Linked DNA regions of Homo sapiens: region 2 is linked to region 1. A link is a loop called in an ENCODE intact Hi-C map of the cell type or tissue named here. Cell type or tissue: GM12878. All regions are shown on one strand. Each heading gives the region's core, and the rest is flanking DNA. Links, peaks and the distances in the headings are about the cores only.

Region 1 (6,312 bases), core at 838-5,837:
CCTGTCCCAGAGACTCTTAGAGAGATGAGGTAATGTCTGTAGCTGCCCTGGGGAGGGGATGGGACATGCACAGTGAGGCGACCATCCGACTCTCACTCCATGCTGCATAGGGACCCTGCACTCTGGGTTTCAATGCATTCCGTTACCCTCGTTTCCTCCTCCGGAAGCCGCCACAACATGCTAATCCTTCAGCAGAGCTGCAAGGGACAGAGAGGGAATGGAATCAATATTTATGAGGCCTTCAGGCCCGGCATGGTGGCTCACACCTGTAATTCAGGTGTGGCTCACACTTTGGGAGGCTGAGGGTGGATCGCCTGAGGTTGAGAGTTTGAGACCAGGCTGGCCAACACAGCGAAACCTTCTCTCTATTAAAAATACAAAAATTATCTGGGCGTGGTGGCAGGTGCCTGTAATCCCAGCTACTTGGGAGGCTGAGGCAGGAGAATTGCTTGAACCTGGGATGTGGAGGTTGCAGTGAGCCGAGATGGCGCCACTGCACTCCAGCCTGGGCAACAGAGCAAGACTGTCTCAAAAAAAAAAAAAAAATTATGAGGCCCTCAGGAAACCTGGGGGTCCATCCATCAACGCCAATCTGTGACCTCGTTCAGATGTTTCTCCAGCTCTGGCTGCTGGAACGTTTATTCCTCCATCAGGGCTTGGGCCATTCCAGGCTGGGGAGAAGAGGCCAGAGGGAGGAGGGAGGCCCCCAGCCAGGTTCCGGCTTGGGCAGTGCAGCCAGCAGAGGGGCTTAGGAGCAGCAGGCAGTGGAGTCCTGAGCAGAAGCAGGAGGGTTGCAGGGCTGTGCTGGCACCAGCCGTGGTACAACTGGGGCATGGATGATGACTGAAGATGGTCAGGTAGAGGAGAGTTGAAGCTTCTACCCTACATGTGTGCTCACTGTTCAGGAGACTCATCAGCGCTGCTTTACAGTGTGGTCGCTGGCTTTTCCCAAGAGAAAGAGGAAACTGCCAGGACTGCTAAAGGCTGGGCCCAGGACTGCTGCTCCTTCTATGGCTCGACACAGGGGGAAGGGGGACAGCCTCGCTTCTTGCTGGGGCTGATCACAGGGGAAGAGGGGTCCAAGGCCACCATTGGAGACCACGCATTCTACGTGAGGGCCACGGGTCCCCCTGTGTCTGCCTTTCCACGTGGGGAGGGGTACATAGCAGCTGTGAACCTCTCATCTGCTGCCCCAGGCTTTTGGATCCTGTCAATGCACAGACTCTGACAGACTCAAACATCTGCCTTCCAGCCTCGGCCATGTACTCTGGTGACTTCCCCAGAATGAGTGTGGCAGGTCGCCTTGATCCAAGTAGCTGCCAACTCACCCTTGCCCTCTTAAACAGCCCCTTTGTGGACAGTGGTCAGTGACAGAGACATGGGTGACCTGCTGAGTGGGAGGGGAAGGCTCCTCTCTGGAGGTTCAGAGGTGGAATTCAGACCCGCAGGCCAAAGTCTCAGAAGGCAGATTTTACGCCCACGCAGGAGTGAATAATAAACTCTTTAATACTGGAGTGGTCTGATTTCCAAAAGGGGGTGCCCTGTCCCTAGAAGTGTTCACACAGAGGCCGGATCATCCCTGCCGGGAGAATGAGAATGAATTCCTACACTCGTGGAGAGGCTGGACTCTTTAAACTTCCAAGATTCCTCACGCTTTTAATCATCCTTCATTCTAATTATCCAGACCCTATTTGGTGACAATTATCATTTGCAAGTCCCAGCAATCCTCATTTTGGGGGCCAATCCCTAGTTGCTTGTGTAAGTAAGCATTGTTGAGAAAAGGGTCCAACAGCTGGAATCCAGGAAGGCCCTACCTACCTAGGCACCATGTTAATGCCCAGCTAGTCAGTTGGGTCCAAGCGGCTTTGAGTATTTCTATTTTAATATAACTGCATGAAATTCGCGCACCCGGGAAAGAGCTCGTGCGGGGTCACTGAGCACCTTCTTTTCTTGGCCCTGAGGTTGGGCTGGGGGTGGAAAGGACCCTCAGCTCAGAGCCCTCCGTGAGGCCCCCAGCATCTACTGCATCACAGATTGGACTGTCCCCAGCCACAGGACAGGGCTCAGGCCTCCCAGTTCTCCAAGAAGCGCATTCCCTGGGGTTGGCCCACAGGACCGGGCTTCTCCGTTCACCTTTTCTCTTGGATTCGTGCACCACCTTGGCTGTACTGAGAAGCAGTAGTGTGAGCAACCAGGTTTGAAGGCCACAGGCTCTGACCCCAATGCCCACCCTGTGCTGCTCCGGAGGAACTCTCTGGGGTCTCCTGCCCCTCAGGCTCCAATGCCGGCCCCAGCCTCACTCTGCCAGGGCCATGGATCCTGCCCTCACAGCCCTGGGGGGGAAGGACCAGTGCCCAGGCAAAGCTCCATGCCTGGCTCACACAGGCCCACAGGAGAGGGAGGAAAAGTCTCCCTCATGAGTAGCCAGGGTCAGGGTCCAATGAGGGCCCTTAACATGTAAAAGATGTAGCTTGAGCTCAATCAGCTTTAACCTTGTCTTTCCATTACCTCATAAAGTAGCATGGAACTCTTGACAAAAGTAGCAAAGCTCTGAGGAGATGTGCGCTTACTGGCTTTCTAGCATATTCCAAAGTTCTCTCTGCCTCCAGGTGTGTTGCTGCTGCAGGGCTGCAGGTAGGCATGGGCCGGGCTGCAACTTGGGGCTCTTCTGAGGACCTGGGACTCTCCCCGGGAAGGGCGGCCGTGCAGCTGTTTCTAGATCAGCGAGGATTTCACCACAGGACTCCCATTCTGTGATCGTGCTTCCAGGCTGACCTGTGGCACGTGTGTGCAGGGTGTCGTGCATGTGTATTGTGCGTGTGGTGGGTGTCCACTGTGTAGTGTGTGTACACATAGTATGTGTGGTGTGTGTATACTGTGGTTTCTCCCCTGAGGCCGGCGCCTCCGGGTGTGGTGTTGGCGCTGTGTCTAGGGTTTCTAGAAGGGGAGGAATGAGGGAAAGAGGCCCCTCCGGGCACTGGGACAGGCTCAAGGGGAACAGCCCCGAGCTGGGTGTTGGCTGAGTGTGAATTCCAGCAGCCAGGCTCACAGACCCGTGTCACCTCTGACGTCAAGTGGCAGGGACACGCTAAAAGCCTTTGAGTCTATTGATTGAGAAGGCTCCAGAAGGTTTTGGAGCGCTGGAAGAAGGCCAGGCCTGGAATTTACGCGTCGGCCTCTTGGTGTCTCCTCCCGCTGAAGGGAGTAAATCCAGGCAGGTCTGGGGCTGCCGGGCGGGCACCTGGGGCGGAGGAGCCTCGAGGCTGTGGTCCTGCAGCACCACCTGGGGGCGGCGAGAAGAGTAGCCGCAGAGGCTCGGGAGGACGCGCCCTCGGGTCCAGCCGCAGCCAGCACACCGGGAGGTGGTCAGGGGTCATCTCTTCTGCGCCGGCCCCAAAGTAGACTGTCCAGTTCCCTGGGAGATACTGCGAAATCTGCTTCATGTTTCCATTCGTAGACAGGAAAAAAAAAAGCCCGCCCCAAAAGCCTGAGCTTCCATTAGGATTACCTTGCCTGGGGTCCCAGAGTGACCATAAAACACCATTTCCCACCCTCCCTGCCCCATTGGTTTGTCAGAATACTGCTTCCACTAAGAGGTACCATCGTTTAAGATTCTTAGAATATTCTACCTAAAAGGCCTGAATATTCTCATATTCATGTGTGGCCTTAGAATGAATATCCAGCCTGAAAGGAGATGGTGAAGTATGCCTGCCTCATAGGGAAACTGAGGCTCAGCAAGGCTCCGTGGAAGAGGGGAAACCTTACCCTCTGAGTGCTCCATAATGGAGTCTATGGAATAAACTGACAGCAGGCGGATTAGCAGGAGGAAGGGTGACCACATTTATTATGCACATGGATGCATCATGGGAAAGAAAAGTGAATATCTCCAAACCAATGAGAGACCTAGAAGCTTATGCGCCTGACTCACCGCGGAGGCAGGAGAGGGGATGGAGGTGCCATGGGGAGAATGAATGATTTGGGGAAAGATGAATGGGCCCTTGGGAGAATATGGGTAGCCTATGACAAAGTTGGCCTGGGCATGGCATCAACCTTCAGTCCCCTCTGCTGTGATGCGAGTCTCCCCTGGCTCATGAATTTCCTGGGGAGGGGGATTCATGATAATTGAGGTCCCTTTGGAGGGTCCGTCTTTAGGCAGACAAAGGCAGCTCAGAGCAAGCCTCCGCCTGCATCCTGTGCTGCCCAGTGCCTTCGGTTCAAGGTAGCTGGCATACCGTGTTTGGGTGGCACTTCCCGAACTCCTTCAGCCCAGTCCCTTGACTTTAAGCCCAGTGCTCTTTCCACTGCTGTCCACGGTGTGTGGCCCTCCCCCCGTGCAGGTGTGTGACTGGGCACCCGCAGAGGGACACCAGGCCACAGGGAAAACAGAGAGAGGCAGACCCAGATAATGCCAAGATGTGCACAGAGCTGAGTGCTGTAGAAGGAGCTGCAGGCATGGGATGGAGGGTGTGACACCAAGTGGTACCACCCACAGGACACATCTGCTGCGAAGATACTCAGACTGAAGTCTGGGTCCCAGAGAAATGACTCTTTATAGCACCTGGAAAGGCTACCCTGCTGCCTGCAGTCTCTGTGGAACAAAGAAGAAATGAATATTGCAATGCATGTCACACGTAAATTCAGCATCTAGCCCTGTTTGTACTTGACCTGGCCTGGCCACCTTGTTACCTTATGCTCCTCATCACAAACTCCTCCCCAGAGCCAGGCTGCTGGCCTCCCTGAATATCCTGCTTTCGCGCCTTTGCTTTTGCTGCTTCCCCTTCCCGGAGCACCTGCCATGCCCCCCTCACACCTTAGCATGTGAGTCGAAGCTTCCTGTACACAGCCAGGGGCTCCTGGAGGGGTGTGTTAGCTTCCTACAGCAGCTGTAACAAAGTCTTACAGACCGGGAGGCTTACACAGCAGAAACCTGTGGCCTCACAATTCTGGAGGCTGCAAGTCCGAGATCTAGATGTTGGCAGGTTGATTCGTTTTGTGGGCTGTGAGGGAGAATCTGTTGCAGGCCCCTCTGCTTGGCTGGTAGTCGACCATCTTCATGTGTCTTCATGCATCATTCTGTGTGTGTGGCTGTCTCCACGTTTCTCTTTTTTATAAGGACACTATTCATTTTGGATGAGTAATGGCCTCATTTTAACTTGATTACCTTTCTAAAGCCTTATCTTCAAATGAGGTGCTATTCTAAGGAACATGGGACGTCAGCAAATGACTTTTGTAGTAGACACAATTCCACCCACAATACCTGGTTCTGGCCTGGCCAGCCACTGCTGAACCGATGGAATGCTAAAGGGAATGGGATTTCGAAGTGAAAGATGGCTTGGAAGTTTGGAGAACATGAGGAGGAGGTCTCGGGGGTGTTGGGGGTGGATGAGCCCATTGCTGTGGGAGCAGAGAGGTCAGAGCATGTAGTGGAAAGGGGTTTGGGGTAAGCTTTTGCTGTTTCGGTTGTGAGAAAAACTTTCTTCCATCTCCTTGGGAAAGCGTTAGCAAGGAGTACATTACTAATCCTTAGACTGGAGTGAGATATGTGTTGGGTCAGGGGCAACGTGAGGACGTCCGGCACTACGGAAGGGCCAGGGGGAGCCCCAGTGGATCTAAATCTTTCTTACCCTTCCAGGACTAACTCACGTCCTTCTTCCTGGCACGTCTGAGCTTGCGTTATTCTGGCAGAAAACAAACTAAATTACAGTAAATATATCACACACATTATTTCCAGCGCCACTTCATTAGCCGGTGCTGTTTTGTAGGGCTAATTAACTGTGGCGCGTATGTTTGTCTTCTCCAGTTGATGCTGGTGCACGTGTATAGTCTGAGGTTTGTTTTTCCCCAGCCTCACCCCCATGGTGCCTAATACACCACATCGTGCACAGCAGGCGCTTGGAGCACGCCTGTAAACTGAAGGCTGCTTGGGATGCCCATCACGTTCCCTTATGCCAGCCTTAGCACAGCGTCGGGGTCGCCCACACCCAAGGCTCCCCCTGTACCTGTGGAAGGGCTAGAATGGAGACAAAAGGCGTGCCCCATACATTGTACTTCCTCAGTTTTGGAGAGGCTCACCCTAAGGTCCTCTGCAGATATTCCCGTTCTCAACAACGTTGGCCACACCCCTGGAGGCTTTGGAAGTTACTAGAAGGGCCCGAGTTTGACAAGGCCTTCTGCTGCTCTCTCTGACCTTAGGCCCTCAGGAAAGAAGGCGGAGGCATTTGGCACTGTAGTGGATGGAAACCAGGCTGCTCCGAGTGGCTGTTTTCTTTCGACGCCAAAGAAATGGAATTTGCCTGAGAGTCTCAGAGCGTC
Region 2 (6,312 bases), core at 419-5,418, 290 kb before region 1:
AATGCATGGATAAACGTTTTAATTACCTACAATGAAATATTGTTCAACTCCAAAAAGAGAGTAAATTCTGACACATGCTATAAGGTGGATGAAGCTTGAGGATATTATGCTAAATGAAATAAGCCAGGGACAAATAGACAAATATTGTATGACTCAACTTATGTGAGGTACTTAGAGTAGTCAAAATCATAGAAACAGAAAACAGAAATGGTGGTTGCCAGGGGCCTGTGGGAGTGATATGGTTTGGCTCTGTGTCCCCACCCAAATCTCATTTCTAACTGTAATCCCCACGTGTGGAGGAGGGACCTGGTGGGAGGTGATTGGATTATGAAGGCAGTCTCCCCCATGCTGTTCTTGTGATAGTGAGTGAGTTATCACAAGATCTGATGGTTTTATAAGTGGCAGTTTCCCCTGCTCTTTTCTCGCCTGCTGCCATGTAAGACGTGCCTCCTTCCTCCTCCACCACGATTGTAAGTTTCCTGAAGCCTCCTCCGCCATGCAGAACTGTAGGTAAATTAAACCTCTTTTCTTTATAAATTACCCAGTCTCAAGCAGTTCTTTACAGCAGTGCAAAAATGGATTAATATGGGGGGGAAGAGGAAATGGGGAGTCATTACTTGATGGGTATAGAGTTTCAGTTTTGCAAGATGAAATGAGTTCTGGGTATTGGCTGCACAATAATGTGGGTGTACTTAACACCACTGAACTGCACACTAAAAATGGTGAAGGTGGTAAGTTTCATGTTACATGTTTACCAATATTTAAACAAAGCGAAAACACTTATAAGTTTGGAAGAAGAACTTTGCAGAGCTAAAGCTCAGACCTTGGAGTGTTAGTGTCTCTGAGCTCAGAGGAAAGGCCCTGTGGGGCTGAGACCTGGACCTCTGGATATGGTGGGGATGGACTGGCTGCTACTGGTGTCTTGAAGGAGGCACGATGATCAGGCTACCCCTATAAGTGTTGGAAAAACTGCCAACTGGAACCAAGTGCTGGTACTGGGACTAAACTAATTGCTGCTGCCTGGTGAAGAAGAATTACTAGGGTGAGACTGACAGGAAGCAGAAAAAAATTCCTTCTTTCTTCTCCAGCCTCGCAGTCTCCCTCTACCAACCTCTCTTGGCAGAGTCTAGCTTGGAGCCAGCTGGCAAACAGAAAAGTGGTTTGCAAAGTCCTGATCCCAGCAGCACCAAACTGAGTATAGAAGAGGAGTTTGAAAATGAGACAATGGCTGACACAGTGGGCCACTGAACATTTAATTTATGAACAAGGAAATGGCATAATCAGAGTGTTAGAATGCTGACTCTGGTGGCAGTGTGAGAAATAATTGAAAAAGGGAGACTTACGAGACTATTAAATCTATCCAGGAAAGATGCAGTGAGAGTCCAGCCTTGGATTTGCTCCAATTCTGTTATCAAAGTTTCTGTCCTGTTCCTGAATCCTGAGTCATCTTGCCCATGTTATCCTTAGTTCTTGTACGTGGATCCCCTTCCAATTTCTGTTGCTGTGCCTTTTTAGCCTACCCAAGACTGCCCATTCACAAGTTAAGGACAGCTAAGAATTCTAGACTGGACAGCCTGCCTGGGTCCCCTAATATGACCTGCTTTAAATAGCACCATATTCCAGGAAACTCTTCAGACATCCTGCTATTCCTCTGAAATCTCTGAAGCTAACTGCTTACCTAGTCCTACTATGTGCCATACCTAAGTGTTAGGGTTTCAGAGATGAACGATATTCTATACTCAAGAGGCTGGGCATGGTGGCTCATGCCTGTAATCCTAGCACTTTGGGAGGCCAAGGCAGGAGGATCATTTGAGCTCAGGAGTTAGAGGCCAGCCTGGCCAACATAGGGAGACCTCATCTCTAAAAAAAAAGGAAAAAGTATTCTATACTCAAGGAAACTGAAGTTTAGGGAAAAAGGCATCAAATGTAAATAAATAGTTAGAATATGATGATAGAAAAGTAATTGCTAATATTTATTATAAGATAGGAATTTTTAAGTGCTTGAGATACAAACACATTTAAACCTCGTAACAAACCTAGGAGGTAGGTTCTGTTATTACTCCCATTTTATAGGTGGTGAAACTGAGACACAGAAGATTAAGTGATTTGTTCAAGGTCAGGCAGTAAGGAAGTGTTGGAACTGGCATTCAAGTCCCAGAGCAGTCAGCCTCTGCAGTTCAGGATTCAGGGACTGAGAGTAGGAAAATTTAAAAAGGTTGATGAGGTTCAAATGGAAATCAACAAGAGGGTCTGACAAATTGGATTAAGTTTTCACCTGTGGGTAGAGGGAGAAAGGGTGTGTGTGTGTGCGCGTGCGTGCGTGTGCACATATATATGCGTATGTGTTCGTATTCGTGTGTGTGTGTGTGTGTGTGTGTGTGTGTGTGTGTGTGTAGCTGCATGGCTCTCCTTAGAGATGCTTCTTTAAATCCCCCTTTTCTTGCCTACCACTGCTTATAACCCACCATTTCTGCAATGAAAGGCAGAGATGGAGGACCTGCGTACACTCTATGGTAAATTGTTGGAGTAAAACCTGTTCAGAAATCAAACCTTCCTCTTTGGCTGCCTGCCACTGTGCTGGATTCAATCATAACAAGTAGCCCAGACCCCAACCATCTTCTCTACATCAACCTCACCTTTATTCTACCACAATATTCATCTGTTATCAAATGAGATAAAGTATAAGAGAGCATTTTATAAGTTATTAAGTGTCATACAAATATTAGTTATCATTGTTACTACCACCTGCAAAACTGGTCAATTTCGATAAGTTTCCTTTTCTGCATGTCTGAGTTCTATGAAAAACTTCACTAAAAAACTCATTGAAAAATCCCCATGTTGTTTTCGGAACTGATCACTAGGTGTTGCTATTTGATAACACATTATCAACACCCTGCCCACCCCCAAATGCCTGTATTTTTTTGCAGAGGTACTGAGATTGATTTTTCTCTATTTGATTTTGATAAGAATTATCTGTTGTGTTTCACATAATTTGCAGAGAAATAATTTGAAGTCAAGTAGGAGTAATTGGCCTTATTCCTTGCTTCCCCTCTTTTTCCTCTTTCATGCCTTCGATTTTAACAACCATCTCTCTCACTGCAGTGCCTGCAATGCAGATCACTCCTCAATCCCTATTTCATCTATTCAACAAATATTTATTGAACATTATATATGTGCCAGACATTGACTAGGAGCTGAGTATACAAGAGTGAATAAAACAGCCAAAGTTTTGACCACCATGCAGCTTACTCTTACGGCTCTTTCTTGGACAACCGACCCACATTTTCAACTTTTTTTGCAATAGGAACTAAACTTGTCTTTTCGTTTCCCACATTGAAAATCTCTCAGGTAGCATCCATGTAGCTGAACTGCTTCTCAAACTCATCATATTCATCCTGAGCACCACCTTTTGACTTGAATGGAAACATGACTTGTTCTCTTAAGTCATCAAGCTCAAAAATCTCAGTTATGCTAAGTGAAATAAGCCAGGCACAGAAAGTCAAATACTGGGTGATCTCCCTTATATGTGGAATCTAAAAAAGTAAATTTCATAGAAACAGTGAGCAGAAAGATGGTTGTGGTTACCATCGGCTGGTGAGGGGGAGAAGGGTGGGAGAAGCGAAGGAATGTTGATCAAAGGGTTCAAGGTTTCAGTTTAGACTGAAGGAATACGTTTCAATGATCTATAATAATGTATTGTGTATTTCAAAACTGTTAAAATAATAGATTTTTAACATCTCACAAGAAAAAAGATAAATTGATGAAGTGATAGATATGTTAGATATGTTAATTAGCTGGATTTAACCTTTCTACAATGTGTGCATGGATCAAAACATCATGTTGTACCTCATAAATGCACATAATTATTTTTGTCAATTAAAAATAAATAAAGTTTAAAAACCCAAACTTTTTTTTTTTTTTTTTGAACTGCTTCCTCTCCTTTGCTTCCATTCCTAATCAATTGTCACATCCAAGCTTTGGAACAGGTCTTCAGTGCCCCTGGCCTGGGCCACAGTGATAGAATTTCCTGCTTCCTTTTCCTCTTACCTCCAACAAATCCTCTACATTGCTGACAGAGTAATTCTCTTGAATAGTACTTCTCACCATACAACCCCCAGCCCCTTTCTTTATTCTAAGCATTTAAACTCCTATTCTTAGCATCTAAATCTCTCCATCACCTGACTTCAACCTCCATAGTCTTCACTCTACCTCTAAATCAACAAAAAGTGGGTTAAGAAATGTTTATGTACCATGCATTGGACTAAGGCACATGGAGTAGAGATATGAACAAGACCAGATCCCTTCCCTCATGATAAGCAGAAGATTACTAAATAAGTGTTATGGATTGAATTGTGCCCATCCCCAATTCATATGTTGATACCCTACCCGCCAGTACCTTAGAATGTATTAGGAGATAGGGCCTTTAAAGAGGTAAAGGGGTTAAATGAGGTCATGAGGGTAGGACACCAATCCAGTAGGACTGGTGCTCTTGTAAAAGGAGAGAGATACACCAGGGATGCACACATACAGAGGAGAGGTGACGTAAGGACACAGAGAGAAAGAAGACAGCCATCTGCAAGTCTGGAAAGAGACCTCAGGAGAAACCAAACCTGCCAACACTTTGATCTTGGACTTCCAGTTGATGGCAGTGGCAGGCCATTTGTAGCAACCGCTGCCATCATGCCAGCTGCAGCAGGGAGGCGCAGCCAGGGCTGCACACTCCATGAAGCCAGCAGGAACTGGGGAGAAGTGGGAGCCCCACCCATTCTGAGTTGGGGCAGGAGCTCCTTGGATGCCACTGCAGCCGCCCAAGCCACAGCTGCGGACCCAGACATCCCTGTGCTCTTGGGGCCCGGGAGCAGGTGGGAGCTCCAACCTCTGATGCACAGCTTCAGCTGCCCAAACCAGGGCTGCAGATCCAGGCCTCCTGCTCCATGGAGCAGGCAGGAGCCACCTCCCCTCCTGCCCCTCCTCCACCCCCACAGCTGTAGCCGCCCAAACTGTGGCTGCAGACCCAGGCATCTCTACACTCTTAGGGGCCCTGGAAGGCCTCCTCCTACCCTCACAGGCTTGGAAGTGCCTGCTCCCACTGCCTGGCTTCTCTCTGCTGTAGGCACCTGCTTCTATCTTGAAGCAAAGTCAGGCTGAGCCCAGGCACTGTTGGAGCCCAGCCAAGTGTGCACACTCTTGGGGCAGTGCTGACATGCCAGCTTCTTGCCATCTCAGCCACTTCTGGACTTTGGGCACCAACAAGCATAGGAAGGAAGCCAAGGGTGGCTAAGGGCAGCTCTGCACTGGCCTGCAGGTGCCCCTTGGCAACTACAGCCTGGATACCATGGATGGCAGCTGAAGGCAGACAGGTTCCTGGGCAGAAGTGGGCAGGTCCCTGGTGAGGCCCCACATTCAGGCTAGGGAGGGCCTGAAGACTGTGGGCTGGACTGCTAGTCCCATGAACCAGAGTAGGAACTCCTGGTGCCTTTTCCCGGCCCACCCATGGCCACCTGTGGACCAATCGGCACACACTTCCTCCCCTCTGAGGCCCATAAAAGTCCTGGGTTCATCCAGAGCTGAGTAGACATTGGGATGAACAGCTGCAGAGAGGAGCTACCCACTTCAGGGACTCCTCTCTGCTGAGAGCTGCAGAGAAAATGGTATAACTTGTCTGCAGAGAGGAGCTTCCTACAACAGGGTCTCCTCTCTGCCAGGAGCTGAACACTCGCCAATGGGACACCATAGCTACAGAAAGGCGCTGCCTTCTGTGGGAGACCGAGCTGTTCTATCACTCAATAAAGCTCCGCTTCATCTTACCCACTCTCCACTTGTCTGCATACCTCATTCTTCCTCGTCACAGGACAAGAACTCAGGACCCATTGAATGGCGGGGCTAAAAGAGCTATAATGCAAACAGAGCTGAAACATGCCCCTTGCTTGCCATGTTGCAGGCAAAGAAAAGGAGAGATGAGCTGTGGCCCTTCGGGGATCCCAGACCTTGGAGCTCCCTGAGCCAGGGCTGTGACTCCCTCTTTAAAGCCCTGCAGTTCCTGGGATCTCCAAGCTTCCAGGTGCCACCATATTCCCCAGTGCCAGCCATGATGAGCTACTTGTGTTGCGTCTGGTTCAGCTGCAGCTTCTCAGAGAGCCAGCACCCATGCCAGCACCTGGTGCTGCCCACCCCACTGCAGCAGCCAGCATGTCTGTCTGGGCGCAGTGGCCGGACCACAGATTCATTCACACACCCCTCACCATTCCACGCCTGACTCATCCTTGACAAGCATGGGACCCAGGTCAGTAGTGTGAGACAAGTTCATCCTGC

The links. Hi-C counts contacts between places; a loop is a spot of excess contacts. Peaks named below come from ENCODE experiments on the same cell type or tissue, not always from the same donor. Only the 100,000 strongest peaks of a DNase experiment are listed, where the experiment ranks them.
Region 2: it touches region 1 in a loop (11-fold over the local background); 107 of 110 quality-filtered maps call a loop at or near these places.

What each region holds. Positions count from the first base shown.
Region 1 is chr1:223,078,310-223,084,621 of GRCh38, forward strand. No RefSeq gene overlaps it. Among named protein-coding and RNA genes, the nearest start is that of TLR5, 62 kb to the right of the region's middle. RefSeq lists an enhancer at 304-817. In GM12878, for the core only: a CTCF peak has its summit at 3,278; a DNase peak (open chromatin) is centred at 3,122; H3K4me3 peaks cover 327 bases.
Region 2 is chr1:222,790,082-222,796,393 of GRCh38, forward strand. No RefSeq gene overlaps it. Among named protein-coding and RNA genes, the nearest start is that of DISP1, 22 kb to the right of the region's middle. In GM12878, for the core only: CTCF peaks have their summits at 2,860 (motif pointing right) and 4,655 (motif pointing right); no DNase peak of the experiment used is centred there.